Linked DNA regions of Homo sapiens: region 1 is linked to region 2. Evidence: read pairs that join two places in POLR2A ChIA-PET (ENCODE). Cell type or tissue: CD4-positive, alpha-beta T cell. All regions are shown on one strand. Links, peaks and the distances in the headings refer to the core of each region. The heading gives the core; the rest is flanking DNA.

Region 1 (2,915 bases), core at 106-2,605, 180 kb before region 2:
GTTTTGTTTTGTTTTTTTCTGGTTCAATGTTTTCATCATCTCAACTGAGGAAAAATCCACAGGGAAAATGTGTACACTCTAGGCAGAGCAGAAGTCTGGTATTTTCATCAAAGTGCTAGATTCCTTCTGTTTGTATAGCCAAAAGAAAAAGAAAGTATCTCTGTGTACTATGTACTATAGACTCATTGGAGTGCAAAACCCAGAAGATCATGCTTTGTCTTCTTTGAAAGGATTTTGTTATGCTTTGCAATATGTATGTGTGGGTGAGCATGGTTTCAGAAAGCAAAATATCCCACCAGGGCCGATCTAGACCAATTGCTTAGAGAACAATGTAAATGCATGTAACATTCAACTTTTTACATTATTCTCCTTAGAATCATCATTACTACCTCAAGGACATTGGTGATTTCTTTGAAATACGCTTACCCTGAATCCTTCAGTGTATGTATGCCGAAACAAAAAAAAATTCTCATGTCTAGGGTTTCATTTGCCATTTCTCTCATGTCTTTCAGGAAAAGTCCTAACAAGTAGATTCTATCAGACCTTCAAAAATAGCTAACTCAACGTGGATAGACAATTCAGAGAAATTAAAGTTAAAACTAAAATTGTTATTTGTGTAATTATTTGTGTAGCAGAATAACTTGACTGAGAAATTACCCCAGGCTGTCTTTTCTCAGCAGTGGGCCCAAGAAGAAAGTCTGATTGGTGTTAAGCCCTCCCCTCACAAGGTGGTGAGAGGTTTCCTTTTCCCCAGGGCAGAACACAGAGACTTTAGATTTAGTCCACCATGTGTTAAATTCTACATCTCAAAACATGTAGAACTAGATCATCTGAAAAGGGAGCAACTGAAGGAGCAGGTGACAAAGAATAGAGGTGTGGTCAGTCCCAGGCGGGTCGGGGACAGATGCCTCATCCCACACAGCCTTTCCCAGATGGCACCATCTCCATTGGGGAGCCTACATGGCATTATGTCATGGGCATGATGCACTCTGGCCTTGTGGACCTCAATCAAGACATTATTGATGGGAGGAATAAGTTCAAGCGATGTATTGTACATCGTGGTGACTACAGTTAATAACAGTACATTGAATATTTGAAAATTGCTAACAGAGTAGATTTTAAGTATTCTCAGCACAAAAAGTGAAAGTATGCAAGGCAATGCATAAGTTAAATTGCTTGACTTAGGCATTCCACAATGTTTATATATATCAAAGCATCATGTTGTTCACCACAGACATTTACAATTTTTACCTGTCAATTTAAATAAATATATAAAACACTATTGGCCAAGCATATGAGAAAGAGATCTAGGCTAACTTGATCAGACTGTGACGGTCAGGGACCTTTTGGTGACTGTTAGGATTCTTCTAATGTTAGAAACTGTCAACAGGATCCTCTGTGAACTGGAGAAGGAAGGACTACCAGCTCAAATTATCAAGCTTGAGCTTTTAATATTTTATTCCTACCAGGGCTACAGCTCTTGCTACATCACTCCTAACCAAGAGATATCTTAAATACCACTAATATCACCTACCCAAAAATTATTTCTAACATCTCTTTTATTACTTAACCAACTTCAAGGTGTTGGTTCAGATTAACTTGTTTGTACTTACATCACACTCCTCGAACTGAAGTATTTCCAAGTGAATTACCATAAATCAATATAGCATGTGGCTCCAAGAGAGTGGGTGCCTGGAGCAGCAGAGTCTCTGACCTCCCAGTGGACACTGGAGGCTTGGACTGAGATCATTGCACAGCCAGTTGATGGCCTAAAGACCAGAGGCCTTTTCTCAAGTTTCCTGTATTTCTTAATTCCTTGGAGTTCATAAACTCCTGGATTTTGCAAACCCCAGGGAAGGGAAACAGGCTACCCAGAAACATATTTGTATCCCTTAGACTAAATAATTATCTGTGCAAGCTAAACTTAATTTGATTTTTTTAAAAAATGATGTGTCATTTCTTGTGCCAATATGTTATGACACAGATCTGCACATGTTATATTTGTTTAGTATCTGTCTCCCTCACTAGATTGTCAGCTTTTTAAAGACTAGGACCATATTTGTTTTGTTCACCACTGCATTCCACACCATATTGTAAATGGTCAATAAATATTTATTTGTGGAAAGAAGGGAATGAGGGAGAAAGTAGGCAAGCAGAAATCAGGGGAAGGAGAGAGAGTGAAAGGAAGAAAGGGAGAGGATTAAAACAGCAGTCCCCAAACCAAGCCTTCCCTTCTAATGTCACTATCGACTCTGAGGATTCAAACCCCAGGGTTCTACATAGGCTTTCTCCAAGATATCAGTCTCAGTGATATCTCCAAGGTGAGACAAGACTCTACTTGAGTAGAGTAGCTACACAAGAGTCCTATAAAACACTCAAGCTAAAATAAAATCTGTGTTTAAAAGTACTTAGGGCAAATTGTGTTCTAAACCATAAATCAAAAGCTGACAGCTGCAGGTGCCAGTTTCATGAAAGAATCTGTGCTCTTCAGCAAATGTCCAGGCTAGAAGAGGGCTCCAAGATCTCATGGGGGTGATGCAGTTCCTCATAAATGAAAAAACTGAGGTGCAGGCAAGTTAGTAAGTTTCAGCTGGTACAGCCAGGATGACAAGTGACAACTTTTGTTAAGTATAGTCATCCTACTCTACTATCAAGCATTGAATTTATTCCTTTTATTTTACTATATGTTTATACCCTACAACCCAGTTCTCTTCACCCTTCCCTCTCCCCAGCACCCACCCTTCCTAGTCTGATATCTATCTTTCCACTCTCTACCTGCATGTGATCACATTTTTTAGCTCCCACATGTAACCAGGAACGTGTGAGATTTATCTTTTTGTGCCTGGCTTATCTCACTTAACATAATAACCTCAAGTTCCATCCATGTTGCTGCAAAAATTACAGGATTTCATTCT
Region 2 (2,915 bases), core at 118-2,617:
GAAGTTAAGAGAGGGAAGGGGAGAAATCTATAGTGATAGAAATTATACTGGGGATTACTTTAGGAAGGGTTGATGGCTGGGATTGGACACAAAAGAAACCTCTTCATACTCAGCGATCTCTATCTTGAGCTGGGTGTTGGTTACACAGATGGGTTCACTTTGTAAAAATCCATCTATGGATCATATGCTTATCATTTGTACAATGTTGTGTCTATATTGTATCAAATAAAAGTGTATAAAAATGACAGTGGTACAATGGAATACTATTCACTTTTTATTGAAATATTTTCAATAAATATTTAATGATATACGAAGTCAGGCAAGAAACAGGACAATCCCATTATTATAAAATATAATGTGCATAAAAACACATAGAATGAAGACTAGAATAAAAGCACTACAGTATTAATACATTTTATGTCCAGATGGTGGTGATTTTGTTTTGAGTTTTTTTTTGTTTAAGAACAGTTTATTAGATTGGGCCATTTACGAAGTCATTAGAACTTGGTGAGCAAAGTCAGATTACAGGCTATTAAGCAGAAAAATAAGAGTGAAAGAGAGAGGAAAAGGCATTTTTAAAAAGAAAGAAAAAGCTAACTAGAGAGGTGGAAAGGTAGTAGTTTTTTTAAGCCCCTACTAGCAAGGGACTTTTCATGTTAAAAATCCTCTCCTTTATCAAACTGTTTGGTTTTTACAAATAAGTCATGCTTGATACTTACATTTTGTTGTTTTTGTTTAAGCATTTAGTTTTAGTGAAAAATGTCATTAATAGCTTCAGTTGACTGTAGCAGATGCAACTCATAGTAGCTTTAAAAACCTATATTCGTGTCTCAGTCTTCACTGATTAAGTGTGGTTGTTTGCTCAGATCTTTTTTAGCTTTAGTTGCCACATGGAGGCAAATAATACCTCACTAGGTTGTAATGAAAATCAAATGAGAAAATGTAGTATGTGAAAATACTTTAATGGAATTAAACACTACCCAGTTGTAAAATTACATCATTTTTATTGTGTTTCCTTCGACCCAAAGTCCTTACTTTTGGAATGTAGTTATTTCATAATGGAATTTATTTCCCTTAATAGGAGTTCAAAAGTTGAAGTTTATGCAGAAATGCAATTTTTTTTAAGTCAAGTTCTGCAAATGTTGCATATAATGGTTTTCGAGGTCTGGGTTGCGACTGCATCAATATTTTAGACTTTTTAGTGCCTTATATATCAAATTGAAATGTAAACATTTTTATTGCTTCTAATTATTGCTGAACTGTCAGGGAAATTAACAACCTTTTTACCCTATTTCAATCATTTTTCGTTAATTCACCATGTGTATGTAAAATAATATACCCAAAACAGATCTCTTCAGGTGTTTCGCAGGGGTTTTGATAAGGACTTGACTTTTTATTAGCCCTTAAGTCAGTAGTAATCTGGACGGAATTAGAGATGGGTTGGGTTGGAGAAAACTGCGTGGCACTAGGACCCAGGGGGCTCCCGTGAGCGGATCTTGGGGCCAGATTGCAAATTCGCGGTGACTCAGTCTGGTCGGCTCCTTGCGCTCGGCGGCCGCGGCGGCAGCAGCAGCAGACGCTGGCGGCCGGGCTGCCAGGAGCAGTTCCGCCGGGTTTCACTGTCCGTGACTTCCTTCGGGGCACCTCAGGCAGGTCCGCGGCGTTTGGGGAGCGCTGGGGTTGTGGTGGCGGGGAGAACGGGTCAGCTGCGCGCGGGAAGCCTCTGGGCCTGTGCACCGGGAGTAACAGTTGCTCCGTCTCTTCCTGTGTCTGGCTTTATTTGCAGCAAACCAAGATGGAGTATGAGTGGAAACCTGACGAGCAAGGGCTTCAGCAAATCCTGCAGCTGTTGAAGGAGTCCCAGTCCCCAGACACCACCATCCAGAGAACCGTGCAACAAGTATCCTTTCCGAGGCCTGGCCGCCACCCGCGCAGCTCGCCCCGCGCTGCGGCCCAGCCCCCGGCGGCCGGGGGCTCCCGTCGCCTCCGCCTCTGCCCCTCCCCCATCCTCCGAGACCGGCCTCCTCCCTGGGTCCGGGCGCGGGGGAAGCCGCCGCTGCCCCTGCCGGGCGACTCGCGCACGCGGCCCTGGTGCCTGGGCCGGGGGCGCCGCCGCGTGGGGCTCACGCCGCCAAGGCCACCGGCTTCCGGCGCGCAGGAGGCGGGGGCCCCCGGCCGCCGCCCGGGATCGCGACATGTGCGCGGGCCGGGCCGCCACGTCCCCGCCCGCCGCTGACCTGCCGCGGGGGTAGGGAGCGGGCGGGCGGGAGCGGCCCGGGCCCACACAATGCGCCCCGTGGGTGGGGGTGGCAGGCCGAGCGGGAGGCCGGGTGGAGGGCGCTCTGTGCGCGGCGGAGCTCGCCGCCTGACTGGCCAGAAATGGGTGGAGCTGGCGCGGGGTTTGAACTGCAGCTGTGTGGGTCTTGGGGGTTTTTCCACGTCCTTGCCCTAAAAAGGCTGGGGACCTACAGGTGGGGGAAAGGGGTCTCTGTGCCTCACCCTGGGGTTACTGGTGTTAACACCTGTTGCGAACTCCTTGTCACCCAAGTGAGATTTTCTTTTTAAAGCTTTGGCTCAAGGCTGACTGCACAATTATGTAGGTCTTTACCGAGTGTGCTGGTGTAGTGATCCTGTTGCTACGGTTTTAGAGACAGGAAAGGTTAAGAGAACCAAAACTCTACCACGTATGCTTTCTGTAGTGCCCTAAACCGTGCTCAAATGGAGAGCTCTTACTGGATGCAGTAAAGGAAACATTCACTCTATATCATGAATAACCTTTTAACCCCCGTTTTAAGCCTAAAGAAGTTAGTTAAGTCTACTATTTTTTGCAGAAAAGCCTCTTGATTTTTATTGTCAAAAAGCAGCAAAATTACTTAATATGGAGTTTGGTAAGTAAGCTCTTCGTGTTTGAGTTT

What was found. Peaks named below come from ENCODE experiments on the same cell type or tissue, not always from the same donor. Only the 100,000 strongest peaks of a DNase experiment are listed, where the experiment ranks them.
Region 1: POLR2A ChIA-PET joins it to region 2 with 5 read pairs; 2 of 35 experiments call an interaction of 5 or more read pairs at or near these places.

The regions. Positions count from the first base shown.
Region 1 is chr5:72,671,355-72,674,269 of GRCh38, forward strand. The region is part of intron 7 of TNPO1-DT (TNPO1 divergent transcript); the gene reads right to left. Among named protein-coding and RNA genes, the nearest start is that of TNPO1-DT, 140 kb to the right of the region's middle. In CD4-positive, alpha-beta T cell, for the core only: no CTCF peak of the experiment used is centred there; no DNase peak of the experiment used is centred there.
Region 2 is chr5:72,846,599-72,849,513 of GRCh38, forward strand. TNPO1 (transportin 1) reads left to right here. Exons shown (of 25, transcript NM_002270.4): 2 at 1,787-1,900. Among named protein-coding and RNA genes, the nearest start is that of MIR4804, 31 kb to the right of the region's middle. RefSeq lists enhancers at 1,371-1,610, 2,411-2,590 and a silencer at 1,961-2,300. In CD4-positive, alpha-beta T cell, for the core only: no CTCF peak of the experiment used is centred there; DNase peaks (open chromatin) are centred at 1,513 and 2,093; H3K4me3 peaks cover 1,326 bases; H3K27ac peaks cover 447 bases.